Regions from separate parts of the Homo sapiens genome. Here regions 2 and 3 are each linked to region 1. Evidence: chromatin loops called from intact Hi-C (ENCODE). Cell type or tissue: ascending aorta. All regions are shown on one strand. Each heading gives the region's core, and the rest is flanking DNA. Links, peaks and the distances in the headings are about the cores only. Region 1 has its middle 8.1 kb from the start of MGAT1. Region 2 holds the start of CTC-338M12.4 (a long non-coding RNA gene). Region 3 overlaps OR2V2 (olfactory receptor family 2 subfamily V member 2).

Region 1 (9,955 bases), core at 2,290-7,289:
AAAGAAGGATATAAATAATTAATTGAGTTAAAATACACACACGGCCGGGCACCGTGGCTCATGCCTATAATCCCAGCACTTTGGGAAGCTAAGGCAGACAGATCACAAGGTCAGGAGATTGAGACCATCCTGGCCAACATGGTGAAACCTCATCTCTACTAAAATACAAAAAATTAGCCGGGCGTGGTGGCGTGTGCCTGTAGTCCCAGCTACTTGGGAGGCTGAGGCAGGGGAATAGCTTGAACCCAGGAGGTGGAGGTTTCAGTGAGCCGAGATCGCACCACTGCACTCCAGCCTGGCGACAGAGCAAGACTCTGTCTCAAAAAAAAAATGCACACACAGTCTGGTTAAGTCTATCACTGCTCCTGGCTAAGTAGCCTGACACCTGCTGAGTGCTATGCCTTGGCATCCTGGTGCCCATGTGAAAAAGCCAATGGTTGTCTTGAAGGGACTGTCTCATGGAAGGGTCAGGTGCAGGGCAGGAGGGTGGGAAGGTCAGGGAGAGGAATGCTTGCTCACTCTAAGGAGGAAACGTTCTACCAGAGAGGCTGTCTGGCAGGGCACAGAGCTTCTCTCCCTGGAGGTTTGCAGCAGAACCCAGATGGCCTGGTCAGGTCAGATGCTGTGGAAACAGCACAGCACTGGGAGGTGATTTCAGTGCCTACCGCTCTACCCTTAGGCAAACCCTTCCCACTCAGGGCTTCCGTAGCTTCCCCTCAAACTGGGAAAAGAATCCCTGCTCTGTTCTCCTCACAACAAAGTGGTGAGGGAAAACAGACAAAACAGATTGACTGGATCACGTGATAGAAGCATTACGCAAATACGCAACTCCCTGGTACCTGGGATACCAGAGATGGCTGAGGAGGCACCGTGGCATCACGTATCCCCGAGGGATCACTGTGACCCCTGTGTCTAAGCAAAGACTGGCAACAGAAATTTGCTGGGTGAAGCTGGGGAAGGTGGTACACCCATCTTGAGACCCACACCTTATAAAGGAGCAGCCTGGCCTCAAAGGGGCTGCCCCAGGCACCAGACCAGAGGAGAAAGTACAGCTCGGGAGCAGCAGCTCCACCCAGGCCACTGCCCACCTCTCAAGCCGCTGGAGGGAGTGAGGAAAACTCCTGTGGCAAAAAAGGAAAGACTGGGGAAGGGGATGGAAGAAAAAAATTTAACATGGAAAGTAAGGCATAAGTACAGGATTTTCAGTTTGCAGATGACCTCACTGTCACCCATCCTCAAGGAACATGTGAGGCCTAGGTGTTACTGAGCTAGGGAGAGGCAGAGACATGCCAGAAGCCAGGCCTCCTGCCCTTTGCCCAGGCCACCATACCCTACTGTCTCTCAAAATTCCCAACACTGTGCTCTACCCCTCCTTTCTGCTGTGTGTTGTCCCTGGGAAAAGCAGGCATCTTGGCACAGGTAAATTGGAATTGAAGGAGGGAGCAGACAGGAAGTGAGAAGATAAAGACAAACAGGGCTGCTTTTATAGGGAATACAGCCTGAGAAAATACAAAGGGCGAAGAGATGTCTGGAAAAAAACGTCATCTTAAGGAGCGGGAGAGATAACTAGCATATGGCACAGGAAGGTAAAGACCACCACTCACTCCAAGAAAAGTGCCTAGCCAGACACCTGCCCTCAAGGCTTAAGCATCCTTCCACCCCCTCTTTAATCAGCTACCTCAAAGGGGCACACTGAAATTGGACTGGAGAGCCATAAGGGCCAATGCAGTATCTGCAAGACTCCTTCAATCCAAGTTCTCCTTGGATCTATTCACCTGTTCTACAACTTGATGATCCCAAGTACTGTTTACCAACAAGATGATGAAACACATTCAGGGGCAGGCTTTTCACTAAGGACATCTTCTTAGGCTGTTGCCAGCACACTATTTCAAGAAGAAAACAGAACTCCTGACTCAGAGTTGTTTCTGTGCTTTTAAGGCACGTAGAGCAACATCGATGTTATTGTTTCCTGTGTACACGGCCCTGGATACTTTTCAAAATCCTTGTTTCATTTGCTCCTCGTAACAACTTGTAAGGGACCTGGAAAGTCAGTTTTCCCCCATTTTGTAGGTGAAGAGAACATGGCCTGTGTAGGGTTGTACACTGACTCAAAAAGTCAAAGCTAGAACACAAGTACTCCTTCCTGACCCCCAAACCTGTGTTCTGTTCCTCTGCTCTTTTCCCGAGCTTTCATGGGCTAAGCTCCCCTTATAGAAGTAGGAAGGGAGACAACTTAGGAGGTTATCTAGACCATTCCCGCCTTCTCCCCCCACCAGCAGTCCTTTTCAGTTAGCTCCCCAAAACAGAGCAGCTGCCTCTGCCTAGGTAATCCATTCCAGTCTTAACCCAGACTGACTTGGAATCCTATTATCTCAGTGTTGGAAGGGCCTTTAAAGGTAATCTAATCCAACCTCCCTTCAGAAGTCTTCAATTATTATCATGTTCTCCTTGGCCTAACCTCACAACTGCCATTGCTCACAATCCCTTACAAGGCACTCATCCAGCTTGGGTAAGGGGAAGTTGGGAACAAGTCTATACCTGGACAGAGTAATGGAGAGGTGTAGCTTCCAGTGTACTCATCTGGATAAGATTTCCTGAATAGTAGCCTCCGCGAACTCGCCAGCTCAACACCTTCTGCACAGGCACAGCAAGACATTAAGTGGGAAATGAGACAGGAGCCTTACCTTTCTTCTCTTGTCTCAGTTGCTCTCCAGGAGATCATCAAATCCCCATTCAGCACTCCATTTTCAAAACTGAGAATCCCAAATCAGATCCACCAAAGTGCAGCTTCTCTCTTCTTATCCAGGTCCAAAGTCCATGGCTGAGCTGACCCTGACGGGGAGGAGTCTGGGGGGGAAGGGGTGTGTCCAGGCCCCTCCCCCCCCACTGCAGACTTCAGTGCCCCTCTCAGGGGTCCGTTACCTCCCTTCATTCAGCTGCCTTATTAAGCTCAGAGTCTGGTGATGGACAGATCCCAGATACTATCCCATCTCTTGCTCAGGCAGGGGAAGTTATCCACTGTGAGAACTGGCCCATCTGTCTTGTGCTGGGGCTCATGAGAAGAAACAGGCCTTAGAAGCGGCATGGCCCAGGAGGCAGATTTCTGTGTTAACCTGCAGAACATTTAAACATTATAACGCTCTCTAATCTAGATACCCAAATAGAGTCCTAAAACCTTCTAGTTTCCACTCCCCACCTAAGAGTCCATACTAGGCTCTATCATCAAAACACCTTCGTTAAACACTCCGCAAGGTTATACAAAGCACCTACTTAACTCACGTATCACACGCCAGAACACAGTCACCTCATCAATAGTGTTTACATATATAAACACATATAATATAAACATATTATATGTATGTACAAACATACATGATTCAGGATAAAAGATGGATCGTACCCGTTCTCACCACAGAAAAGTAACCGGAGACTCTTCTAAGAAATCGAGAAAAGAACGCCCTTTCTCCTGCCCTCCTGTCTAAAGCGCAACATAATAATCGAATCTCCCAAGCTTCTTAGGGTGCTGAGTGTTTTAATCCACCAGCCCTCTTCAACTAGTTAATAAATCCTTTCCAGACCGAGATGCTGGCATCTTCCACTTGCATTCTTTGCTCCTTTAACTAAGCTCCCCCTCTGCTTGCAAAACTGTGCCAGAGATGTAATTCCCAACCTCTGTTAAAGTCCTTCCCGGGGCTACTCCCGAGAACACTCTCCTGGAATGTTTAAGGCCCAAGTCCTGCTTGCAGCAGCCCCACAGTGTTCCCATTTCTCAGCCCGAAAACCCACCCCTGTTGCCCCCTCCCCTCCAAGTTTATTCGTAAACACACACACATCCATTCTCTCTCTCAACACACATCCATCCACACACACTCTCTCTCTCCTTTCCTTCCTGTAGGGGCGTGGCGTCCACATGACCTCCACCCCCTCCAAGAATTTAACTCCTCCCACCCTTCTCCCCGGAACCCCGTGCCCCGTGTTCACAAGAGAAGAGGGTGACACTGCGACCCTTCCTGGACTCTGACCCCCACCCGTCCGCCCTGCGGACGACCCTCGCTCTAACTGCGCCGGGTCGTTACCTGGTTCCCGCCCGCCCCGTCTCGGCTAGGAGCCGCGGCCCGCCGCGGGTCGCAATCCAGGCCCCAGGCCCGATCCCCAGCGCTGGCCCAGGCCCCACCCCCTCGACCCCCAGCGGCCCGGCCCTCCCCTCGCACTCCTTCCCCCCTCCCACCATCCACCGCAGCCACTTCCGCCCGTCCTCCGGAAGTGGGCCCCGGCAACGCAGCGTTCCACATCCCGCCCATTTTTCTACCCAACGTCCCCAGCCCGTCACCACCGCCACCACGGGAGCGAGGGAGGTGGGTCTGCAGGGCCTGAGACTGTTCTACAGCCACTGTTCACAGGGCTGAAGAACAGGTGTGGGCAGAACCAGGTTGTGAGAAGGAAGCCGGGCGCAGAGTAGCGGCCGTACAGGAGGGGGAGGGGCAGAAGAGACTGGCCAGCAGCGGAAGCGCGCGGCAGGTGGAGCCGCGCGGGAAGAAGCACGCATGCGTCGCGGGGGGGTTGGCCCTTGGGGTGCTGGGCGGAGCTTGGGAGGGGCGAGGACGCTGAAGTAGGGGCGGAACCTGTGCGGTGCAGCCCTGCCCTCTCCCTCCGCCCAAAGGTCGCCCAGCGACGGCCTGCTTGACCTGGTTTCTCAAAAAGGGTGACCCCCCCCCTCCGCCCCACGCTGGTCGCGGGTCCTGGCGAGAAGCCTTTCGGAAAGCACCGGGGCCTGTGTGTTCCCGCTTCCTCGGACGCGAGCTCTGTGTAGCCGTGGTGGAGGAAGGTTTTGTTTCGTTCATCGCTGCTGTTTCTCGCTGCCTCTCTTGACGAGGCAGGGCCCTTGCAGGGTGCGCCCGCGCTGCCCTCTGACAGGTGCTGTTGGTACCTGCGGCCGGGCCCGCCGTCGCCGGCGCGTGAACGGCCTGCCCGAGGCTGCCGGGAGGAGGGCTGCCTGGCCGGCGCGGCCCTTCCCGTCGTGCCCCGGGCTCCTCGGAAGCAGCCTCCCGCTCCTTCAGACGTCGGACTCCTGAGTTTCGAACCTGCCCCGCGGTTTCCCCCTCACGCTGAATCCAGGGGAGCCGCTACTCGTTTTTGAAGTTCCTATGCAGCCCTCTCCCGACATGTTCGAGAATCTTGCCGGACTGGGGATGGATTTGCAGCCTCCGTGTTTGCCCCCACGGTTCGAAAACCGGAATCTAGGCCCGGTCTCCTGGCCTGTGTTCTGTCGTGGGATTTCTCCAGAGCACGGACTGACTTAACATTTCCATTACTGGGAATGTAATGGTTGCTGCGTCAGGACTCTGGAGATGATTTTTTTATTTGGAACGATATAATTTTTGGAATTTCCTTAAAGGGAAAAATACATATTGCTTAATTATATTGCTTGGGATATATTATTGCAAGGAAGAAGAAAATAAGACCCTTTCTTCCCCCACCTTCAAACCTTCTCCGCCCACCTGTCTTTCCCATGGGCATTAATGGCGGCTCCATTTACTCAGGCCAGAACCAGAAGAGCCAGCTTCACTCTCTCACCCCCTCTACACAATCTGACTAGAAATCCTGTTGACCCTACCTTCAATCTGTGTCTAGGATGCAACACCTCAACATGTCCACACCCCCCTTCATCCCTCACCTGAACACCTAGGTCTCCCTGCCCTCCCTACCCTCCCAGTCGCTGGGTTTCCGTACAGCAGCCACAGGGATCCTGTCGTTTCTGTGCTCCAAACTGCACAGCGGCTCCTCAGTTTACTTGAAATAAAACGCCAAAGTCCTTACAATGGCTGCAGAGCCGGACAACCCACTGGCCTGCCTAGCTGTCTGACCTGCTCTCCCCTTCCTCTGTTAGCTGCATTGGCCTCTGCACCGGCTGTTGTCTATTTGTAAAACACCCCTTCCAGGCATTTCCAGGACTGAACCCTTCAGCTCTTTCAAATCTTTCCTCCCATGTCACCTCAGTGAGGCCTTTCCTGACCAACCTGTTTAAACCTGCCCCTGACCCAGAGCACTGCTAGTCTCCCTTGGCCTGCTCCACTTTTCCCAGGACGCTCACCACTTCCTGAAATACTCGCCGGGTTTACCATGTATTGTCTGTCTCCCACTACTAGAATTTAAGTTCCCTGAGTGGAGGCACATTTGATTTTTGATTGCTATATCCCGGTGGCTGCAACAGTTGGCTGGCCCATGGTAGCAGCTCAGCACACATTTGTGGAATAAATGAACCAATGAATGAACTTGAAAAGCTACTTTCACCGCAGAGTATTCCCCTTCGGGCTTCTCTCACATGGAAATATATGAACATAGGTATAAGCACAGTATACAGATTTTGCATTATGATTTCTAATCATACCATAGAGACTTTACATATTTCTAAGTATTTTCATAATTATAACCATTTTTACTTAAGTGACCTTCGATTTTTCGTGCTTGTTATAACAAGTCATACAGAGTTGTGTAAATAAAAATTTGTCTCCTGTCCCCCTCTCATCCCACCCTGCTGAAAGGAACCACTTTTAAACTAGTGGATATCTTTCCAAATATTTTTTATACACACGCACACACACACAGGCACACACACACACACATACATAACAGGTACAAATTTCACAGTCCAAAGACAGATATTCCTGAATTGTAACTTTATTTTCTATAATTCGAGTCAATTTGTATTTTAGGTCTTTCCTCCCATAGTAGAAAAATGAAATCTAGTTTATTTAAGGTAAATGTTAGTATGTAATGATGTTTATTTATTAATGAGCAATTACAATTTAATTTCAGTTGCTTCAGAATTTACTAATGCCCTTCTCTCCTTTTCACCATATAATTGCCGGTTTTAAAAAATTATTAAAAAATATGCAATAATTACAGGAAAATATAAATGATAAAATAAAAAAGCAAAAACCACCTGTAAAACCAGCAGCTAGAAATAAGTTTATGAAAAATATACTTCTATGGCATTTTTAATGACCAAGTGGCATACTATTATACAAATGTACCATAATTATCTCCCCTATTTTTGTACATTTGGGTTGTTTTCAACTTTTCACTTTTGCAAAATTACTTGTAGCTAAATCTGTGTGCACGTCATTTTTTTTTTTTTTAGGATAAAGTCTGGGAACTCGTGTCGAAAGGTGTGCTCATTGTTGAAGGCGTTTGTTTGATATGAAAGATACACAGAAAGATGGCACAGCTTTGACACCAACTTTTCTCCACACCCTGCACTGTCACACCATTTTTTGTCATCTTTGTTAATATGATAGAACGATGGTTTTGCATTGTTGTTTTAAGTTTTATTCCACTAATTGCTAGTAATGTTGAACCTGTTTTTATGCATCACTTTTGCAGATTGCCTACAGCATATCTTTTGCCCACTTGGATTCATCTTTGTCTTATTCATTTGCAAGAACTCTTTATAGAATATCAGCCCTTTGTTACCTATGTTACAGCAATTTTCCCAGTTTGTCATTTGCTTTTTAAGTCTGTTTATGTGCTCTTTTGACATTGCAGTAGTCACCGCTAGCTGGGCCAAAAGTCTGGTCTTGCTGTACATACTGCCTTCAGAATAAACACTTAGGAGTAAGCTAGAGATTTTTGTTATCAGTTACTCCACCTAGAGGACCAGCAGGTGGAGTCTCCATGGGCAGAGTCTCGCGGACTGTCATTTGGTGTGGGGTGGCCAAGAGGGACTGAACATCTGGAGAACATGGTTGTCGGGCTCTTTATACCAGTGGACCCCTCTTTCCTATGGAAGCCTCGCATCTCCATCAGAAGCAGCAGTAAAATGGCCTCTGCTGTCTTCTGCCTTTCAAGTCTAACTCAAGGGCACCTGAGTAGGTGAACCTAATTGCAAGGGAGTTAGATATGTAACCTATTCAACTAGAAAGAAGGTAGCCAGAGGGGCTACCTACAGTCCCCACCAAACTTATGTATCAGGGCTTCCCATCCTGGCTGTTGAATTACCTATTCTGGCAGCTGTTCCAGTCAATACAGCTGATAGTAAATTTTAATAACTGGCAGTAAAAGTCTTCCCCAGTAACCCTGATTTTCAATGTTTTGTTGGCCATTTTCACACATTTTTTCAGGTGTATATTTTTTCACACTATTTGTTCAGATGATCATTGTAATTCATTTCAGAAACTAGATATCTCTTGTAATTTCCTGGGCTTCTCCTTACCCTGGCGAGTATTCTTTGTACCGATTTTAGTCTGAAGTCTGGTAGGTACAAAAGTTAGTTTGTGTATTTGCTATTTGTTAGGTGCCCTTCATCCTGGTATTTAAAATTCTGGCCCATAAAGAAACAACCACACTCACTTGTTCCCTCAATCTTATTGTGCCTCTTGGCAGCTTCTGACATTGTCAACCGCTCCCTTCTTCTGACACACTTCTCTTGACTCCCACGCCAGCACGCTCTCTGGGGTTCCCCCTCCTCTGGCTGCTCCTCCTCAGCATCCTAGCAGGCTTCTCCCTTTTCTCTCTTTACCCACCACTTGCTGTACAAATGCGGAGTTCCCTAGGGCTCTTTCCTGGGCCCTTGTGTCTTCTCATTTTACACTTTCTTTCGAGATGATCCCACAGAAGTCACATGGCTTCCAGTATCCACTCCATGTCAAAGATACTTAGTCTGTTTCTATTGCTTATGACAGAATATCTGAAACTGGGGTCGGGTGCAGTGGCTCACGCTTGTAATCTCAGCACTTTGGGAGGCTGAGGCGGGTGGGTCATGAGGTCAGGAGTTGAAGACCAACCTGACCAAGATGGTGAAACCCCATCCCTACTAAAAATATAAAAATTAGCCAGGCGTGGTGGCAGGTGCCTGTAATCCCAGCTACCCCAGAGGCTGAGGCAGGAGAATCGCTTGAACCCGGGGGGGCGGTGGTTGCAGTGAGCTGAGATCGCGCCACTGCACTCCAGCCTAGGCGACAGAGTGAGACTCTGTCTCAAAAAAAAAAAAAAATTAAAAATTAAAAACAAGGAATATCTGAAACTGGGTAATTTATAAGGAAAGGGAATTTATTTCTTACAGCTCTGGAGGCTGAGAAGTCCAAAGTTGAGGGGCTGCATTTGGTGAGAGCCCTCTTGATGGTAGGAACTCTCTGCAGAGTCCTGAGGGGTTCAGGGCATGACATGGCAGGGGGACTGAGCGTGCTAAGGTGCTAGCGCAGGTCTCTCTTCCTCTCTTATAAAGCCGCCAGTTCTCCCATGATGAATCCATTCATTAGTGGGAATAGAGCCTTCATGATCCAATCACCTCTTAAAGGCCCCACCTCTCCATGCTGCCACTCTGGGGATTAAGTTTCAACATAAGTTTTGGAGGGAACACCCAAATATGCATGCTCAAGTCCCTTCTCTGTGCTCCAGGCCCACATGTCCAATTCCCTGCTTGCCCTCCCAACTCAGTCCCCTCACAGATACCTCTGACTCACGTGTCCAAAGTGAAATTTGCAGTGCTCCTCCCAGCTCCTCTCTCAGCAGTCCCGTTCTCAGGAAATGGCAGGCCAGAAGTCTTCCACAACATTCCCACATCCAGTCAGTCAAAAGCCTCCGAAAGCTTGTCTCCCGGTTATTTCGTGGCTCTTTTCCTCCACCCTCTCCTTTGACCTGGCCAATACCCTCCTGAAACTCCTTCCTCTTTTACGTCTCTTTTCATGTGTGATTCATTAGATCCACTAAGTTCCACCCCTAGAAGGAGAGGGTGGACTTTCCTGCAACACTGAAGACAAATTTCCCTCTTCCCCTTTTTCATGTTCCCTGTGACTTTTTAAATTAAAAAAAAAAATTCTTTTTTGTTTTGGCCCTGAGTTGCACTGTAAATACAGGACTGAAGATGACGTGACAAACCCAGACATCGCCATGCCTAAGGCGTAGAGCTGAAGACTTTTTATGTGTCATAAGGAATTCTAGCAAAACCCAGAATATT
Region 2 (9,955 bases), core at 1-5,000, 440 kb after region 1:
GCAAAATGGCGAGCCCCATGATACATTTCTGCTCAAGATGGCGGCGCCATGTAATGCAAAAGGCAGAGGGAAATTGCAAGGCATCACAGTCCCGTCTTCCGTACAACAAAATCTGACTGCACTTTACAAATACACTCTGAAACAAGCACATTCAAGTGTTTAAAAAGGCTTCTCAGGGATGATGTAGAGCGAGAAGCGAAAGAGGTGAAGTGTACGGCACATTCCCATGAGGACCGCCGGGCTGCTTCCCCGCCCCTATGTGGCATAGCTCGAGCTCCGCCTGTTCCACTTGGTGCGGGGAGGGTTGACGGGGCAACCCCAGGGGAGCTTAATTTTCATTTCACTATCGTGGGTAACGATGGGCAATTTAAAAAGTAGAGTATTAAAATGTTAAAAATAAACTTTAAAACTGTGCTTCCGGAGGGTGTTCTCCCCTCACGAGGTTTTTGTTCTGATGCACACCAACTCCGGAAGGACTTAGTCCAGGCTGGACTAAGGCAGGAGAGGGTTACTCTGGATGAACTAAGAATTGGTCTCTTTTTCCCGGGCGCGGTGGCTCATGCCTGTAATCCTACCACTTTGAGAGGCCGAGGCGGGTGGATCACTTAAGGTCAGGAGTTCAAGACTAGCCTGGCCAACATGATGCAACCTCTTTCCAAATAAATAAATAAAAAAAATTAAAATTAGCCAGGCGTGGTGGGGGGTGCCTGTAATCCCAGTTACTCGGGAGGCTGAGGCAGGAGAATCCCTTGAACCTGAGAGGCGGAGGTTGCAGTGAACCGAGATCGCGCCACTGCACTCCAGCCTGGGCAGCAGAGCGAGACTCCGACTCAAATAAATAAATACATACATACAATAAAATAATAAAGTAAAAATTGCCCTGTGTGTTGCTAGACTGCCAATCCGTTCCTGCCTAGGCCAGAACACGGGAAGCTCTCGCAGAAACGGAAATGCCCAAAGGAGGACCTTAAGGTTCTGACTTCTGGGGACATCTAGTGGAAAGCTCTCTCTGGGCCCAGCCAGCGTACACAAAAGCCCAGGGGTCTGGGGGTCCAACTGTGCCCTGAAGGACGTGCCCAGACAGGGAAGCGGTGGAACACGGATACCTAACTGTCCTTCTGCCTTCCGCTCGACCGCAGGAATTTAAATAAGTAATGGCTCCCATTCTCACCCATCTCTGACTATAAGAGACAGTGTTGGCACCATGTCTATTCAAGTAGTTTTAAACAGGGGCACAGATCAGGATGATAGCAGCCACCAACATCTATGCAAAATAAAGGGGGCATTATACCTAAGTATATACTTTTCTATTTGTGACATCTATCAACTTTCGTTTCTCATCTGTGAAATGAGATTGGAAATAATATTAGTATCTACATTACATGGTGGTGTGGAAAGTGAAGAAGCAAATGTAAAGCGCCCTGAACAAGGCAGAGTAAATGTTGTGAAACTTAGCACCTCTTGGGTGCCAGGCCTTATTTTAGGTCTTGGGGACACAGCTGTGAACAAGACAGAGGGGGGACCCTGGTTTGTTTTATTTGCAGTTTACTTCCTACGGTATGCGAAGAGGGGAGAACATTGGAACAGAGACACGGAGAGAGCCCTGCGGGTATATGGGAGAATAATGTTCCTGTGGAGGGAAGTCAAATGGGGGAAAAATATTTCAATCGGAGGGAAGAGTTAGTGCCAACGTACTGAGCTGGAGTGTGGAGGGGCTGAGGACAGAGCAGGGAAATGGAGGGTGCAGTTAACCTAGGGCCTTGAAGGCCTGGAGAAGAACCTTGGCAATGTCTGCTAGAAAGCCTGCGTAAAGGCAGAAGACAGGCGAGGGAGGGTGGCAGAGCTGCCGGAGGCTGTAGACGCCCAGGTGTGCAGGGAAGGCCAGGATCCCTCCCTGAAACAGCTTGCTCTCCTGGTCCTCTGCAGGTTCCCCTGCCTTCCGCCGCAGTCTCCCTTGGGCTTTCCGGGACGTTGTCCTGGCTGTGGTCCTCCGCAGCCTGTGGACCATCCTAAGGCTCCAGGTTTGTATACATCACCTGCCTCCTTGGCACCCCCAGCTGACTGTTCTTTCGCTTTTCCAATACGGGACTCAATCCCTACCCAGGTGATTGTGGTGGTCGTGGAAGACCGCTGCCTTCACCCTCCCGCTAACCAGCTTGCTGCCCCCCACTCGGGTCATGCCAGCGCCTCCCTGAGCCCTCGGGCACAAATAGGTGAACGACCACACCCGCCTCCCGCTGTGGACTGAGATTCGCGGTGCGAGGGGTTCCCGGGTTGAGGACCTAAAACGCCGAGGAGTTCCAATTTGTCCTCGAGAACACGGGGTTTCTCCATTCGCGGCCGTCAACAGCACTAGATCACAGTTACATTTTTTTTCCTTTCGCGAAACCTCATTCGGTTCTCTTTTTCTTAAACGTTCCACAGGGAGTCCAGGTCCCCACCCACGCCCAAGGGAAAGGCCTTGCCGCGCCGCGGGTCACTGTCCCGGAAGCGGGAGGTTGCCACGTCCGGCCCCACCCTGCCCCGCCCCCTTTCCCGCTCCGCTCCGGGGCCGCCCTCTTTCCCTGCCTCGCGACACCCAGACCGAGACCTCGGGAATGCTCCGGCCCCCTGCCGCCGTCTCCCGGCCCGGTTCTCTTTCACTAAAAATAGGCGATTCTGGCAGCGCCCCTCCTATGGGGCCTTGGGGGCAATTGGGGTTTTGTCTTAGAGCCCGTGTGGACCCGGATGGCGACGGCAGCCCGAGGAGAGGGAGGGCTGACTGTATGGTTGGCTTTCCGACGACCAGACCCTGCAGGATTCGGCCTTTCCCTTTGGAGTTTTCCTCCATCCCCCTCCGTCCCTCCCAGGGGATGCCCGCAGGCCACAGTGGTCACTGAAGGTCAACCCTGAGCCGAAGGAGAAGTGGCCTCGACCCTGGGGACCCCTTCAGGTGCAGCTTGAGGGGGAACGGCCGCCTTTCCCGTTGGGCACCCAGCTGTGGCTGTGCCCTGTCCTCGCCCAGCTCCCGGCATAGGCATGCGCTCTGGGCCGGGGCCGGGGCCCCCCGCCTCCCCGGGAGGAATCGCTGGGTTGACTCTGGGTCAGCAAAGGGAGCCCGGCCCTTTCTAGCGGGGGGACGTCCTGCAGCCGCTGGAGGAGGCTGAGTCACGCTTTTCCCACCAGAAGTCTACCTGTGCCTGCGCCCGCCGGACCTGCCGGCCTCTTCCTTCTCATCCAGGGGGCCTCTTCTCCAGCCTCACGGAGGTGGGAAGCTTGCTGGAGGCCCCTACCTGCCTTTTGGGGAAGACCCCGAGGCTGGCCCACGCCCTGCTGGCAGGACCCTTCCTGACTGGGTCCACCGTTCTTCTGGGTCTCACCACTTCTCCCAGCCCCTGGGCTGCTTCCTCTCTCCCGTGTCTGGGACCCCAGAGGCACCACTTCCATTCCATACAAGGTAAGAGTCCCAAGGAGAGGCCGGGCACGGTGGCTCACGCCTGTAATCCCAGCACTTTGGGAGGCCGAGGCGGGCGGATCACGAGGTCAGGAGATCGAGACCATCCTGGCTAACACGGTGAAACCCCGTCTCTACTAAAAATACAAAAAATTAGGGCGTGGTGGCGGGCGCCTGTAGTCCCAGCTACTCGGGAGGCTGAGGCAGGAGAATGGCGTGAACCCGGGAGGCGGAGCTTGCAGTGAGCCGAGATGGCGCCACTGCACTCCAGCCTGGGCGACAGAGAGAGACTCCGTCTCAAAAAAAAAAAAAAAAAAGTCCCAAGGAGAAATTGGAGAGGCTCTCCTATGAAAATCCATCTCACCATTCCTTTTCTGAGGAGTCCACAGGACCTGTACAGTTGGAACCAGCCCCTCAGGCTTCCCTGCCAGAGCCCTTTTCTCCAGGAGCAGAGGCATCCATCCCCTCCTGCCAGCATTCCAGACCCTGGAGGGCTTGCGCGGTGGCAGGTTTTCCCTTGAATGCTGAGGCGAGGCTGAGGGAAAGGTGCGTGGCCAGGACCAGAGGGCCTGCTGACTGCCAGCTAAAACTCTGTGCAGGAGGCTTTCCCACGTACTTTACGTACTTTAAGATGATGAGCAAAATCCTTACTGTCTCCCTGCAAAATCCGTGTGGCTTCCTCTGGCGTGTCCCATACTCTTGTGTTTGTGGCCAGACTGGGCCTCCGCTCTTCCTCCAAACTCATTAGTTCTCTCCCACACAGAACACACATTGTTCTGCCTGGAAGGCCCATCACATCCCTCCCCAACCCTCTCGGTTCAATCTAAGCTTTCTTGGGGTCTCAGCTTAGGTTGCCTGTTCAGGGAAGCCTCTGGGACCCTCAGGTCTAGGTCACATTTGTTTCATGCTTTCACAGCGGTGGTGTAGTGTATACTGGTTCTTCTTATCCCTCAGGTGTCTCCTCACAAGGACTGCTCTGTTTCTGCTAAGTGTTGCATTCTCACCACCCAGTGGAGGCTTTGGCCTGTGGAAGATTCTAATTTTGGTGGCCAGCCTCATGGGTTGAAAAGTAAAGGTCAAGTAGTTAAAGGAAGGGCGTTCCAGGCAGAGGGATCAGCGTAGGTGCAGAGGTAAGGTAGGGATAGCTTTGAGGGCTCCTTAGGAGGGAGTGAAACCCCTGAGGGTCAAGGAGCCCTAGTTTGGAAGGCCTTGCTACTAAGGGATCTGGATTTTGTCCTGAAGCCTAGAGTAGTTTCTTTAAGAGTCTGATCTCGGCCAGGCCTAGAGTAGTTTCTTTAAGAGTCTGATCTCGGCCAGGCCTAGAGTAGTTTCTTTAAGAGTCTGATCTCGGCCAGGCGCAGTGGCTCACGCCTGTAATCCCAGTACTTCGGAAGGCCAAGGCAGGCAGATCACGAGGTCAGGAGTTCCAGACCATCCTGGCTAACACGGTGAAACCCGTCTCTACTAAAAATACAAAAAATTAGCTGGGCCTGGTGGCACGTGCCTGTAGTCCCAGCTACTCGGGAGGCTGAGGCAGGAGAATTGCTTGAACCGGGGAGGTGGAGGTTGTAGTGAGCAGAGATCATGCCACTGCACTGCAGCCTGGGTGATAAGAGTGAGACTCCATCTCAACAACAACAAAAAAAGTCTGATCTCAGCACTGTCCTGCCTAGACTGCTTCTTTTTTTAGGACAAGTTTTTATTGCTACCTGCTAAAAACGCACTTATTGTCACGGTGCAGGCTAGGTTGGAGGAGTAAAACTAGAGACAAGAAGAGTTAAGAAGCCACTGCAGTATTCAAGACAAATGAGTCAAGCCAAAGGCTGAGATGCTGTACAGGAAGGTCTCTAGGGGGACCCTAAATTTAGCTGGGGGTGGTGGTGCAAGATTCCTACGAAGTGGCACTAAAGGAGGGACTGAGTACTTACTAAAGACCTTATGACTAAGAGGTCTCTCTCATCCCTACACTACTTCCTTCACTCCAGTGTCTAGAATTGGCCTCTGTATATAGGAGCTCTTTGGTTGAGCATGGTTCACACCTGTAATCCCAGCAGTTTGGGAGGCTGAGGTGGGAGGATCACTTGAACTCAGGTGTTCAAGACCAACACAGTGAGACCCCATCGCTATAAAATTTTTAAAAATTTTAGCCAGGCATGGTGGTGCACGCTTGTAGTCCCAGCTACTTAGGAGGCTGATGCAGGAGGATCGCTTGAGCCCAGAAGTTGGAGGCCGCAGTGAGCTATGATCACATCACTACACTCCAGCCTGGGTGACAGGGTAAGATCCTGTCTCAAAAAGAAAAAAAAAAAATTAAGCACAAAAAGTTTGGAGACCAGGAAACAGGAGTACAAGTATAGGTGCTGTCCCACTCTTAGTGAGGTCGGCTGTGAAATTAAATCAGTTCCTGGAACAAATCTTACAAAGAGATCAGAGATCACTTGCAGTTTTTTTTTTTTTTTTTTTTTGAGACAGCGTCTCACTCTGTCACCCAGGCTGGAGTGCAGTGGTGCCATTTTGGCTCACAGCACCCTTCGCCTCCTGGGTTCAGACAATTCTCCCACCTCAGTCTCCCGAGTAGCTGGGACTACATGCCTGGCTAATTTTTGTCTTTTTTGGTAGAGACAGGGTGTCACCATGTTGGCCAGCCTGGTCATTAACTTTTTAAAAAAATGTTTATTTTCCTGATAAAGATTCAGCATAAATTTTAGGCAGAAGTCTGACGTCTAGCAGTCCCCCAGAAAGCATTCTGTTGTCTGTTGGGGCTTCCTTGGGAGATGGACTGTGGGCTAGGCCTGGGTGCTTTGGCAGATACAGAGTCAGAGGCTGTGGAAAGGGGATGGTCCAGACAGGACTATAATAAATGCAGGGATGGCCGGGCGCGGTGGTTCATGCCTGTAATTCCAGCACTTTGGGAGGCCAAGGCAGGTGGGTCACTTGAGGTCAGGAGTTCAAGACCAGCCTGACCAGCATGGCAAAACCCTGTCTCTCCTAAAAATACAAAAATTAGCTGGGCGTGGTGGTGCATGCTTGTAATCCCAGCTACTTGGGAGGCTGAGGCAGGAGAATCACTTGAACCCAGGAGGCAGAGGTTGCAGTGAGCCGAGATTGCGTCACCGCACTCCAGCCTGGGCAACAGAGGGAGACTGCATCTCAAAAAAAGAAAAAAAAAAAGAAATGCAGGGAGAAGTCAAGCTTCTAGCCTCCTTGTCAAAGGATTTAAAGTAGCATTAGATGGTAGAGAGAAACAAAAGATGACCCAAGTTTCATTTTCTCAGCTTTCTACTGGAGAGAGGACGTCATATAAACCAGAGTGCGAAAAAGGTCAGAATGGAACCCTGGGGCTGGCTAGCTCAAATTTGTATGAGGGATGAAGGGCAGTCCTCTCTGCTCACACTAAGGCTAAATGGCCAGGGCCTGCGGAGAAATCACATCCTTTGCTGTAGGAGTAGAAGGGATTCCATGTGCCTAAGAAATGTCAGAGAAAAAGGGGATGTGAGCTCCATGGATCCTCTCCAGGCCACCTGGATCCCTCCTTATCTTTGTAGGACTCTGCTTACTGCCAGCTGGAATTGTCAACCAAAGGGCTCTAAGTTGGGATCTCGGTCCCTTAAGATGAGGGGAGATGGCTGGGCGTGGTGGCTCCTGCCTATAATCCCAGCACTTTGGGAGGCCGAGGTGGACAGATCACCTGAGGTCAGGAGTTCGAGACCAGCCTGGCCAACAATTAAAATTACATTTTAATTTTTTTAAATATAAAAAAATTAGCTGGGCGTGGTAGCACATGCTTGTAATCCCAGCTACCCTGGAGGCTGAGGCAGGAGAACTGCTTGAACCTGGGAGGTGGAGGTTGCAGTGAGCCGAGGTCGTGTCACTGCACTCCAGAGCCTGGGCGACAAGGGCAAAACTCAAAAAAAAAAAGAAAAAAGATGAGACGAGAAAGCTAGGAAGGCCTAAGCACAAACCTCAGCAGGGGGAATCGCTATAGAGGATAAGCCTCCTTGTTCTTAAAGGCTATTTTTATTTCAGTTGGCTGTTTGGAGCTGTGTAAAAAAAATGGAAAACAACAATAACAACAACAAACAAACAAAAAAACCCTCCAAAGGGCTATTTCTAATTCAAATCCCCGAGGTGTCTATCTTTCCCCTTCCTTTGGGGGAGGGAGGAGGTGAGACAAGTAATAACTTAGAGGAACGTTTCCTTCCATCTTTGCAGGTCTCCTGATAGCAGGAACCTTGCTGCATCTCCTACACTTCTCAAGAGCAGAAATGAGCTCACTGCCCCACACCCAGGATTCTCATACCACACTTGAGGACTCTCTGGTTTGGACAGACTATGATTAAATTTATCACAACTGTTAGTTCTCATGGTCTGGGAGGCCATCTCCTCTCCTCAGACCCTGTTACTCCTAGATCTGTCCTCTCATTAACTCTGTCAGCACAGGCTGCTCTCTCTTCCAGGACTCCAAGAGCTCCTCATCACCCTCATCTGCTGTAACACGGAAAGAACCCACTTACCTGCTTCAATACTAGGTTTTGCCCCCCATCCCATTTTCAAAAAGTCAGGCACAAAGTAAAACCCTATATTTATTATCCCTCCTATTTTGAGGCTCCAGCTCTAGCCCCAGACCTTTTTTGATAGGAGAAGGTAATACAGTTTATTTTCTAACTTGTTTCCCCTAGTTTTCTCCTGTCTCGTCACCCGTGTGATCCACGTGTATCAGAAGTGATAGGTGGCTCAAGATCATTTTGGTCAGATTTTAAAAATAAAATATTTTCTCCTTTTATGTCTAAAAATATTACCTTACAGCCTACCGCTCCCAGCTGGAAAAAGAAAATTGTTTCATTTCTGTTTTTATCCTCCCCCTTGGACTTGCTACTCCCAAGGGCCCCAGGAAGAACTAGACTTTGGTTGTACAGAACTGTGCTGTTAAATAGGATTTGATAGCCACTAGCTACATGTGGCTAATTAAAATTAAATTAAATACTATCTTAAAAATTGAGTTCATGAGGTGCACTAGCCACATTTCAAGAGCTCAAGTCATATGTAGCTAGTAGTATCTACTGTATTAGACAGCAGATACAGAATACTTCCATTGTTACATGAAGTTCTATTAGCTTGAATGTGGAGGACTAGCGTCTTTAGCTTCCTTTCTTATAACCCCATTTTACCAGCCAGCAAATATTTGCAATAACTTCACTGTTACAGGATAATTTTCAGAGGAGTTAGGAATTGGGGGTAGGAAGCAGCATAGAATCTACAAGTCTTATAGGAGTTTCAGGAGGCATGGCATAGAGGCCAGGGGTTGATGGTCAATGGCAAGAGCCTTAGGTTTTAAGAAAGTACTTTAGGGACTGATGTTATATTACCAGGGCCACCTCCACTGTGGACTCAGTGGTTCTGCGTAATACCTGAAAACAAAAAATGACATCCCTACTGCTCTGCTGGAACTGAGTAGCTGAAGTGATTGTTATTACTCAAAATCTCCAGAGCTTGATTTTGTAAACTGTTTATCTGTCACGGTTCTTGTTCTCCCAAATCCAAGTGACATAAGCAGCGGTAATGTTTAGAAAAGGTTTGTTGACTTTGCTACCCCACTCCAAGAGCAGGGAGTAGTGGGTGTCATATCCACTAATCCACTGATACTCAGGGTACTTTTTTTTTTTTTTTTTGAGATGGAGTTTCATTCTTGTTGCCCAGGCTGGAGTGCAATGGTGCGATCTCGGCTCACTGCAACCTCCTCCTCCCAGGTTCAAGTGATTCTCCTGCCTCAGCCTCCTGAGTAGCTGGGATGACAGGCATGCGCCACCATGCCTGGCTAATTTTGTATTTTTAGCAGAGACAGGGTTTCTCCATGTTGGTCAGGCTGGTCTGGAACTCCCGACCTCAGGTGATCTGCCTACCTCGGCCTCCCAAAGTGCTGGGATTACAGGCATGAGCCACCGTGCCTGGCCCTCAGGGTACTTTTAATAAAGTGCTAGCTAGGCAAGCCTATTCTTCCTCTCAAGAGTAGGTGTTCCACTTTTGAACACCTATGCCAGGCACCGGCTATAGTGCCTACAAGAGGATGATATGTGGACATGACCACTTTCCCTGACTACATCAGTGGTTCTCAACTGGGGATGATTTTGCAATGTCTGCTTATGGGACATTTGGTAATGTCTAGAGACATTTGTGGTTGTCACAACTAGTGGAGGGGTACTACCTGCATGTAGTGGGTAGAGTCCAGAGATGCTACTAAGTATCCTATAATGCATAGGACAGCTGCCCACAACAAAGAATTATCTCACTCAAAATGTCAATAGGGTCGAGGTTGAGAAATCCTGGTCTAGGCTGGGTGTGGTGGCTCATGACTGTAATCCCAGCATTTTGGGAGGCCAAGGCAGGAGGATCACTTGAGCCCACCAGGAGTTCAAGACCAGCCTGGGCAATGTAGGGAGATCTCCACAAAAAATAAAAATAAATTAGCTGCACTATAGTCCTTGTTACACAGAAGGCTGACGTGGGAGCATCACTTGAACGTAG
Region 3 (9,955 bases), core at 3,315-8,314, 350 kb after region 1:
GGAATGAAATGGTCCCGGCCCCGTTAAACATTGTTTCCCAAGTCCATGTGATCCCAGGTAAAAGATTCGGTATCGGCCGGGCGCGGTGGCTCACACCTGTAATCCCAGCACTTTGGGAGGCCGAGGCGGGTGGATCACAAGGTCAGGAGATCGAGAGCATCCTGCCTAACACGGTGAAACCCCGTCTCTACTAAAAATACAAAAAAATTAGCTGGGCGTGGTGGCGGGCGCCTGTAGTCCCAGCTACTCGGGAGGCTGAGGCAGGAGAATGGCGTGAACCCTGGAGGGGGAGGTTGCAGTGAGCAGAGATCTCGCCACTGCACTCCAGCCTGGGCGACTGAGCAAGACTCCATCTCAAAAAAAAAAAAAAAAGACTCTGTATCATATGGTACAGCCAAGACTTTGCCTGCTGAAGGGGGTTGTCCGAAGGTCTCTGACACATGAAACAACTCAGTTCTTCTCTTTGTGGTAAGGATACATACAGCACATAAACACAGTCCAATTCTAGGAGCCAGGAGGGCCCCCACCGCTGTGTTAGGGAGATATGGAGTGTCCCCTATTATGTCCCAAAGCTTCAGTTGTTGAGATCTAATGAGTTGCACACAACACAGCTGACTGAAGACATAGCAGCAGAGGTCTATAAAGAGATGTCAGTCAATGTAACACATCTTGTCCATATTCTCAGGTGACCAGGAGCAACAACCGAGCCATGGAGACGTGGGTGAACCAGTCCTACACAGATGGCTTCTTCCTCTTAGGCATCTTCTCCCACAGTACTGCTGACCTTGTCCTCTTCTCCGTGGTTATGGCGGTCTTCACAGTGGCCCTCTGTGGGAATGTCCTCCTCATCTTCCTCATCTACATGGACCCTCACCTTCACACCCCCATGTACTTCTTCCTCAGCCAGCTCTCCCTCATGGACCTCATGTTGGTCTGTACCAATGTGCCAAAGATGGCAGCCAACTTCCTGTCTGGCAGGAAGTCCATCTCCTTTGTGGGCTGTGGCATACAAATTGGCCTCTTTGTCTGTCTTGTGGGATCTGAGGGGCTCTTGCTGGGACTCATGGCTTATGACCGCTATGTGGCCATTAGCCACCCACTTCACTATCCCATCCTCATGAATCAGAGGGTCTGTCTCCAGATTACTGGGAGCTCCTGGGCCTTTGGGATAATCGATGGCTTGATCCAGATGGTGGTAGTAATGAATTTCCCCTACTGTGGCTTGAGGAAGGTGAACCATTTCTTCTGTGAGATGCTATCCTTGTTGAAGCTGGCCTGTGTAGACACATCCCTGTTTGAGAAGGTGATATTTGCTTGCTGTGTCTTCATGCTTCTCTTCCCATTCTCCATCATCGTGGCCTCCTATGCTCACATTCTAGGGACTGTGCTGCAAATGCACTCTGCTCAGGCCTGGAAAAAGGCCCTGGCCACCTGCTCCTCCCACCTGACAGCTGTCACCCTCTTCTATGGGGCAGCCATGTTCATCTACCTGAGGCCTAGGCACTACCGGGCCCCCAGCCATGACAAGGTGGCCTCTATCTTCTACACGGTCCTTACTCCCATGCTCAACCCCCTCATTTACAGCTTGAGGAACAGGGAGGTGATGGGGGCACTGAGGAAGGGGCTGGACCGCTGCAGGATCGGCAGCCAGCACTGAACCCAGGGCATCCAGTGCCTGGCTCTGCCATCTCTTAGCTCCAGGGATGTCGGGTTAATAATTCTCTCATTTTCAGTCTTGGTTTCCTCGTGAATTATGATGATTGTGACACCCTCAGACTTGGAAGGTCTTTTTAAACACTACATCAGTTCTTTCTTTCTTTCTTTCTTTCTTTCTTTCTTTTGTTCTTTCTTTCGTTCTTTCTTTCTCTTCCTCTTTCTCTTTCTTTCTTTTTCTTTCAGTTCTTACTCTGTCACCCAGGCTAGAGTGCAGTGACACAATCTCGGCTTATAGCAGCCTTGATCTCCTGGGCTCAGGTGAGTCTCCAACTCAGCCTCCTGAGTAGCTGGGATTACAGGTGCGTGCCCCACACCTGACTAATTTTTTAGTAAGGGATCCACTATTGTTGTAGAGACAATGTTTTACTATGTTGCCCAGGCTGGTCTCGAACTCCTGGACTCAAGCAATCCACCTTCCAGAGTGCTGAGATTACAGGCGTGAGCCACCACGCACAGCCAACATCAGTACTTTTTATCTGATGAAGAAACAACTTTTCCTCCCAATCTTTTGTGTACTAATTATTTTACACTATACATTGAAAATGAATATAGGACATTGTAAATCAGCACTGTGCAGAAATAAGACATTGGGATTGCTGTCACTCATTATTTAAAATTGGAATTACTTCTACTAGAAGAAGACGTTGAGCTGAGCCTCCTAACTCTCCTTGCTAATGTTTTATTCTGTGCTTACTCTGTGGGAGACTTCGCTCTGTGATCTATGTGTAGACGTAGATCCCACCTGCATGATGTTTATATGATGTCTCACAACAGTTGTAGCCCAACCCTAGGGTCTTAAATGAACAACTTACAGATGACAGAAAATAAGCCTTTATAGTTCTCTTTAGAGAATGTCTACTCCTCACACTGGAAACTTCATAAAGACGTATTAAAAGCATACAAGTTGTCTTTGAGATAATGAGGGACAGGGTAGAGACATGCTTGCTTGTGTATTCAGTGGAAATCCCCCAAGCCTGCTGTCTCCTCACCACGTCCTAGCAGTGTGTGCTGCTCTGTGTCAGCTCAGCTTCTGTAAGGAGAAAACTGGCTGAACTCCTTCCCCTTCGGGGAATGAAGACTGGAGCATGGTGACAGAATTTCATCTGCTATTTGAAAACCTATTTTCAGAATTTCAGTGTGAACTATTTGCAGGACTTGTATCCATCCTTCCAAGCTCTGTACCTGTCCTATTTGCAGTAAAATTCTCTTTTCATGGAAAAAAAATATCTCCATTGAAGGCGGAGAGAAAAGAGGCCAGAACTGGTCCTGAGGATTAGACTAAACCCCAGGGAGGTGTTTGCTGGGCTTCAGGCTTTGGAGAGGTGGAGGGAAGTGGCACCCAGGGCCTACCGTGGTTGACTTTAGATTGTCCACTCAGCTTAATTCTCACAGGAAACATTCTGTGGTGAAAATATTATGCCCATTTTACAGGAGAGGAAGCTAGGGCTCAAATCGGTAAGTCCCTGCCTCATCGTCCAGTTTTCTTCTTCACCTCCCCATGGGAAAGACTGGTTTGTCAGCGCAGCTGAGATGAGCAAACAACTTCGGAGGAGGCTCCTTCCCTTGGGGGTTTAATTGCCTGAAAAGGTGTCTCCAAGGACTGGTGAAAATAGAAGTAACTTTCCTTAGTCACGGGGCTGCAAGATTTTCCACTGTGTAGATGGATCTTAGTGTATTCTGTGACCACTTGCTGATATCACTTAGGTAATGCCCAACCTACCAAATTAATTTAAGCTCTATAATATCAAATATCTTTCTGTGTATTCTCCTCATTTTCATCATATCTTTTTGCCTTGTACACATTTCTATTTGCCCCAAATTCTTCTCTTCCAGGAAGCATCCCTGATTAACCTCATGCCCACTCAGATTTCTCTGGGATTTTGCACCCTTCAACCCGTAAGTACCTTGAGTGTTTCAACCACAACTCTTTATCTATAGCCACTGAACCCCTAGACTGGAAGAAAATTTAGAGCAAACTTAATCCAGCCCCCTTCCGTGATGCAGAATTTTGGATCATAATCACCCAAGCAAAAGTTTCACCAGCCTTTACCTTATCTAGTCCCATGATGGGGAAATTCCTATTTCATTTTAATTGCATTTCATTGGCATAGGCTTGATGTCCTTAATTCATTTCCCGCACAAGGACCAGGGAATTCCATTGAAAATTATCTACTGAACGCCACTAGCACCCAGAAATGTGGTAAGTTCCATGTCACAAAAAGGTTCCACAGGGTCCTCTTATGTCCAGGCACACACTTCAGTTCACTAATCAATGCTCCTTATGAAACAAGAGTTGCATAACTAGTCTCAGTGTGAGCAACTGCAAACTTAGAGATGTGTAATTGTTAGAGATTTGTAAGAAAATAATATAGAGAGGAAATACATGTGGGGGGGGGGCAGGTGCGGTGGCTCACATCTGTAATCCAAGCACTTTGGGAGGCCAAGGCCAAGGTGGGAGGATTGCTTGAGCTCAGCAGTTGGAGACCAACCTGGGCAACATGGTGAAACCCCATCTCTACAAAAAGTACAAAAATCAGCCGGGCGTGGTTACTTGGGAGGCTGAGTTCCTTGGGAGGCTGAGGCGGAAGGATTGCTTGAGCTTAGGAGGCTGAGGCTGCAATGACCCATGATCATGCCACTGCACTCCAGCCTGGGCCACAGAGCAGAAGCCTGTCTCGAAAATAAATAAGTAAATAAATAAATAAACAAAAAATAAAAAGAAAACATGTGAAAGCACAGGAGAGTAAAAGAAGCAAGAATCTTGCCAGGGGACATGGGAGTTTTTGTTACTTGCTTCACTTTTGTGTATGCCTGACATTTTTTATAATTAACAGTTTAAAATGCTCAAGGCCAGTTTTTTTTTTGCCAACTACCTTACCAAATCCTTTCCCATCAAGTTGTCTGTTCATTTTATTGGGTGATTTTGGGGCATAGATGTGACAAATCTTCATTGCAATCAGTTAGGTCAATGTTTTGTGTGTGTGTGTGAATATAAAAAATTGCTTGAAGCCAGGCATGGTGGCTCATTCCTATAATCCCAGCTGATAATGGGGAGGCCAAGGTGGGAGGATCACTTGAGCCCGGGAGTCTGACGCTGCAGTGTCACTGCACCCCAGCCAGGGCAACTCAGAGAGATCCTATCTCTACAGATTAGAAATGTTCCATTTCAGCTGGACAGGGTTTCTCATGTCTGTAATCCCAGCACTTTGGGAAGCCAAGGCAGGAGGATCACTTGAGCCCAGGAGTTTGAGACCAGCCTGGGCAACATAGCGAAACCCCATCTCTAGAACAATTAAAAATAAAACATGAATTTTAAATTTAAAAATTGCTCTACACCTCCATTTGGAAAGACTGTGTATGTGTTTGTGTCACGTATGAAAGCTAAGCTGGCATCTCCATAACCACGGGGCTCAGATCTGTCCTGATCACGTTGAGCCCCATAGCCTGACCCTGGAGGAATGAGTATCTGCTGTTGTGAATGAGGCCAGCACCCTTCCCCACCCAGGAAAACCAACGGCCACAGGAGGGCAGCAGAGAGCCACGATCCCAACCAGAGGAGAAAGCACAGACAGCATGGGGCAGGTGCAGGCGCTTATGTTTGTTTATTGGTTTGTTTTCTTTTTTATTTAAGTGACCTGTGCCATCGTATTGGGCTGAAATAGCCAGGGATGTGGCCATACAGACAGATCTAGTGTAGGTGAAAAAGAGAGCGGAGTGGGGTCCAGACTATTCCAGCCTCCCTCCTGCTGCCCTTGGCAAGGCTGCCAGCCTCTCTGTGCCTCGGTGTCCTCATCTGTCACATGGGGATAATAACAGTATGGACTGCAGGGGGCTGGCAACAGTAAAGAGAGTGAGGTGCGTGGCGGCAGCACAGGTCGGCCCAGGAGGACCCCGTGGGAGCTCCTACTGACTGCGGAGAAGATCAGCAGAGGCCCCGCTGAGGACGGCCTGGGGGAGGTGCAGGGAAGGGGCTCATGGGAGGGTGGTGGGGAACACCTGCAGGCAGAGGATGGGTGTGATTGTGGGGACCTCAAAAGCCACACCCAGAGCCAGGGGGTGCTGCAGGGCAGAGGCTGCAGCGGGGAAGTGCCCATGGCCCGAGGTCCCTGTGGGCGAGGCCCTCCTCTCTAACCCACAGCCATCCCCCAGGCCCAACTTTCAGGGGTGTGGGAGGTCTGCCTGTCTCCCGAAGACCCACTGTGGTCACTAACAGACTGGGACGTACATGAGGGTGACCCAGGCAGGCAGGTCTGGGCCTCCCTGGAGCTGGCAACCGTGCTCCCATCATCCCTGTCCCAGGGCCTGTGTGGTCCTGAGCTGACACCCGAGGGTGACACCCCACACTCCACACATGGCAGAGTGAAATAATAGCACCCTGGCCATGGTAGCGCACGCTCACAGCCCCTCCAGCACAGAAATGCAGGGAGCAGGGGGCAGCGTCGGGGGTGGCCAAGGCTTTGGCCTGTGGCAGGCCCTGAGCTCAGAAGGATGCAGGGGCTTTGCCCAAACCCACACTAGGTGCAGGGCCGGGGAGGCTGTTTCAGGAGGCGAAGGAAGGGCCCCGGGCGGTGAGGGGAGAGGCTGGTTCCGAAAGTGTGGGCGACGCAGCCAGAGCCTGATGACTGAAGAGTGAGCAGGCGGTGGGGCTTCCTAGGAGGCAGTGAGGAGAGGCAGCCCAGACCCAGTGAGATCACACCTAGGATGTCCCCAAGAAACCCCCAGGGCTGGGGCCAGGTCGTGCATCGTCATTGGGGGTGGGGCCAGGACGAGCATCGTCACTGGGGGTGGGGCCAGGACGAGCATCGTCACTGGGGGTGGGGCCAGGACGAGCATCGTCACTGGGGGTGGGGCCAGGACGAGCATCGTCACTGGGGGTGGGGCCAGGACGAGCATCGTCACTGGGGGTGGGGCCAGGACGAGCATCGTCGTTGGGGGTGGGGCCAGGACGAGCATCGTCGTTGGGGGTGGGGCCAGGACGAGCATCGTCGTTGGGGGTGGGGCCAGGACGAGCATCGTCGTTGGGGGTGGGGCCAGGACGAGCATCGTCGTTGGGGGTGGGGCCAGGACGAGCATCGTCGTTGGGGGTGGGGCCAGGACGAGCATCGTCGTTGGGGGTGGGGCCAGGACGAGCATCGTCGTTGGGGGTGGGGCCAGGACGAGCATCGTCGTTGGGGGTGGGGCCAGGACGAGCATCGTCGTTGGGGGTGGGGCCAGGACGAGCATCGTCACTGGGGGTGGGGCCAGGACGAGCATCGTCATTGGGGGTGGGGCCAGGACGAGCATCGTCATTGGGGATGGGCAGCCATGTGGATGAGCCGAGAGATTCCAGTGGGGAAAAAGGAGACGAGGCCGAGATTGATGATCTAGAGGCGCCCGCAGCCTCACAGACCCAGGTGCCCTGGCAAGCACAGCCCTGCTCACACAGCAGACATGGGGGTGGGGATGACTGAGTGTGTGCATAGCAGGGAACAGATAAATGAGCCTAAAGGCATGGATAAGTTTAAAGGCTAAAGAAGGGCCTTGTGCAGACCAATCCTGAGCGGAAATGAATGCAGGAGTCCAGTTGGCCCCTGCTGAGAGGGGAAAACCGGTGTCTTAAACTCAGGACCTAGAGTCAGGAGGAAAGAGGTTCCAGATAGGACCCAGATTAGGAACCTCCTCACCCACTCCTCCCTCCAGAGACTACAGCAGAGGGGGAGGCCCACAGGCAGCACAGCCTTCAACTCCTGGTTTCCCCAGAAGACACTGTGGGCATTTGTCCAACTGACCTCAGAGGCCCCCTCCAGGACACTGTGACAGTTTATACCAATCTGCACTTTTGCTCCTTGAGCTCTTATCTTTGGGGCAGCTCAAATGATGACAATGGCTTTTCTGGCCAACTTACCCAGACTCTGTCCTGAGACGAGTAAGCAGGGCCCAGTCTTCCCAAGGCCCTCCCTGTCTTCTGGGACACCATGTGGGTCCTTCTGAGACAGTGGCCAGCTTTGCCCCAGCCCAGAGCAGCTGAGCCAGCGGTGGAATGACTCTCATGACAGACAGCTGTGAGCTCCTGCTGTGCCCCAGGCCCAAGGCTCTAGGGGGTCAAAGAGGTAGGAAGAAGAGCTATGCCAGGGGGGATGCTGGGAGGCGTTTGGGGGTGAGTGCCCCATCTCTGTCACATGGGCCACCTTCTCCACCTGTAAGAAGGACATCCCAGAAAACTGGCTCTTTATCTTGGCTTTCACTCACTCTGCTGAAGGGCAGGATATTCAGCAGAAATCTTAGAAACAGGGCGAAACTCAGTGACAGGAAAGCTGAGAGTTTAGAGCCAGCAGGAACCTTAGAGATCATCTCATTCACCCTCTCATCTTGTTGATGTGAAAACAGGCTCAGAGATGGGAGTGGCTGGCCTGTGGTCACAGAGTGGGTCCCCAAACTGTGCCCAGGGCCTGGGTATGCATCACTTCCAGAAATGTGTAACACTGGAAATGAATCCGAATGGCCTTCCAAAGCGGCAAAGGCAGCGCCAACCCGGTTTCTCCTCCTGGACGCATTGGAACAACCAGCCAAGCAGCCCCAGAAGATCACTTCCTCCCACCTCTAGCCTAAAGGTGACACTTTTGAAACCCCCCGTAGCCTCCCTTTGCAGTTTGGACCCTGCCGTTCTGTTCACCTGGAGATCTCAGGCCTGAAAGGTCTTACTGTGGTGGAATTACGTTTCCCTCAAAATCCATCTTAGCACTCCAACCCTCTTTCCCTCAGAATGTGACTGTATTGGACATAGGGCTTTTAAAGAGGTGGTCACACTAAAATGAGGTCACTAGGGTGGACCCCAATCCAATCTGACAGGTGTCCTTATAAGAGGAGGAAATGTGGACACACAGGGCCATCACGGGTACATGTGCACAGACGAAAGACCATGTGCGGACACATGTTTGGGGTGTGTGTGTGTGTGTGTGTGTGTGTGTGTGTGTGTGTGTGTTTGGAACAGGGTCTTGCTCTGTTGTCCTGGCAGCAGTGCAGCAGTGACGTCTCTGCTTACTCCAGCCTCAAACTCCCAGGCTCAACCCATACTCCCACCTTAGCCTCCCGAGTAGCTACAGAAACTTCAGGTGTGTGCCACCACTCCTGGCTAATTTTGGGATTTTCTGTAGAGATGATGTCCCAATATGTTGCCCAGACTGGCCTTGAACTCATCGGTTCAAATAACCCATCTGCCTCGGCCTCCCAAAGTGATGGAATTACAGGTGTCAGCCACCAGGCGAGGCCAGTTCCTCTGTTTTTTGTTTTGGGGGATTTTTTGGATGTTTGTTTTCTGTTTCTTTGTTTTTAATGGAAGAGATATTTAAGAGACACCTCACAAAGGAAGATTAAAAAAATGAGTCATACACATGAAAAAGTGCTTATCGTCTTTCCTCATCAGCTAAATGCAAACTTAAACCATGAGGAAATACTACATACCCAGAAGAATGGCTAGAAGTTAAAAAATAATCATCGTAATAGGTGAAAAGTACCAAATGCTGCCAAGGAGGTAGCCTCATAACGCTTTCACATGGTTGATGGGAGGAAAATAACCTAAATGTCCAACAGCAGTGGCTGCTTGGATAATCTAGAGCTCTACCAAACAATGGAACAATAAAAATGGTGTTGTGGGCTACTTCCTCTTTCATTCCACTCCAGTTTCTCCAGGCACACAAGCTCCAGCTCCACTCACGAACGCATGGCCTCATATTCCCCAAGCAGCTTCTTCTGAAAGTCTCTTCTCTTAGAAAACGCTGCCAGCGCGCCCCTGCTGTTCAACCCCCAGGCCCACTGTCAACCCCAGACAGCTCGACTGCCTCACGTCTCTCTGAGGTCGCCACCACACCTTCTGTCAGGACTCCCATGCCCGCTTATGCCACCACATCAGGCATGAAAACTTCCTTTTCTTGCTTCTCTCTCTCTCTCTCCCTTTTTCTTTCTTTTCTCTCTTTCGAGACTGAGTCTTGCTCTGTCTTCCAGGCTGGAGTGCAGTGGCGCAATCATAGCTTACTGCAGCCTCGACCTCCTGGGCTCCAGCCGTCCATCCATCTCAGCCTTCCAAGTGCTGAAACGTCCTTTTCTTGTGTGCTCATGCCCATTAGCCAAGCTCGAAGGGACGCATGGAGGAAGCTCAGAATTACCATGAGAAATAAAATGCGGCCTTGTGTGGTGGCTCATTGTGGTGGGTCAGAAAACGCGTGCAAGTTTCCGTAGTGTAGTGGTTATCACGTTCGCCTAA

Evidence for each region. Hi-C counts contacts between places; a loop is a spot of excess contacts. Peaks named below come from ENCODE experiments on the same cell type or tissue, not always from the same donor. Only the 100,000 strongest peaks of a DNase experiment are listed, where the experiment ranks them.
Region 2: it touches region 1 in a loop (2.7-fold over the local background); 14 of 110 quality-filtered maps call a loop at or near these places.
Region 3: it touches region 1 in a loop (3-fold over the local background); 9 of 110 quality-filtered maps call a loop at or near these places.

The regions. Positions count from the first base shown.
Region 1 is chr5:180,805,964-180,815,918 of GRCh38, forward strand. It overlaps a transcript of MGAT1 not described here. Among named protein-coding and RNA genes, the nearest start is that of MGAT1, 8.1 kb to the left of the region's middle. RefSeq lists silencers at 4,169-4,218, 4,889-5,138 and an enhancer at 8,373-8,632. In ascending aorta, for the core only: no CTCF peak of the experiment used is centred there; DNase peaks (open chromatin) are centred at 3,938, 4,268, 4,528, 5,088 and 1 weaker place; H3K4me3 peaks cover 4,409 bases; H3K27ac peaks cover 4,490 bases.
Region 2 is chr5:181,243,951-181,253,905 of GRCh38, forward strand. It overlaps CTC-338M12.4 (a long non-coding RNA gene), which reads left to right and starts at 2,591. Exons shown (of 3, transcript NR_109909.1): 1 at 2,591-2,932; 2 at 3,166-3,436. It also overlaps a transcript of TRIM52 not described here. RefSeq lists enhancers at 1-50, 131-200, 1,526-2,454, 1,674-1,723, 2,455-3,381 and 1 more and silencers at 2,534-2,613, 2,714-2,793, 3,024-3,123. In ascending aorta, for the core only: no CTCF peak of the experiment used is centred there; DNase peaks (open chromatin) are centred at 261, 571, 2,531 and 3,101; H3K4me3 peaks cover 5,000 bases; H3K27ac peaks cover 5,000 bases.
Region 3 is chr5:181,154,234-181,164,188 of GRCh38, forward strand. It overlaps OR2V2 (olfactory receptor family 2 subfamily V member 2), which reads left to right. Exons shown (of 2, transcript NM_206880.2): 2 at 686-5,052. The coding sequence starts at 710. The coding sequence ends at 1,657. It overlaps TRV-AAC1-2 (tRNA-Val (anticodon AAC) 1-2), which reads left to right and starts at 9,921; the gene lies at 9,921-9,955. RefSeq lists enhancers at 5,217-5,973, 5,974-6,729, 6,150-6,329, 6,904-7,193, 7,364-7,533 and 1 more and silencers at 7,394-7,736, 9,316-9,610. In ascending aorta, for the core only: a CTCF peak has its summit at 5,250 (motif pointing right); DNase peaks (open chromatin) are centred at 5,248, 5,847, 6,358, 7,048 and 1 weaker place; H3K4me3 peaks cover 636 bases.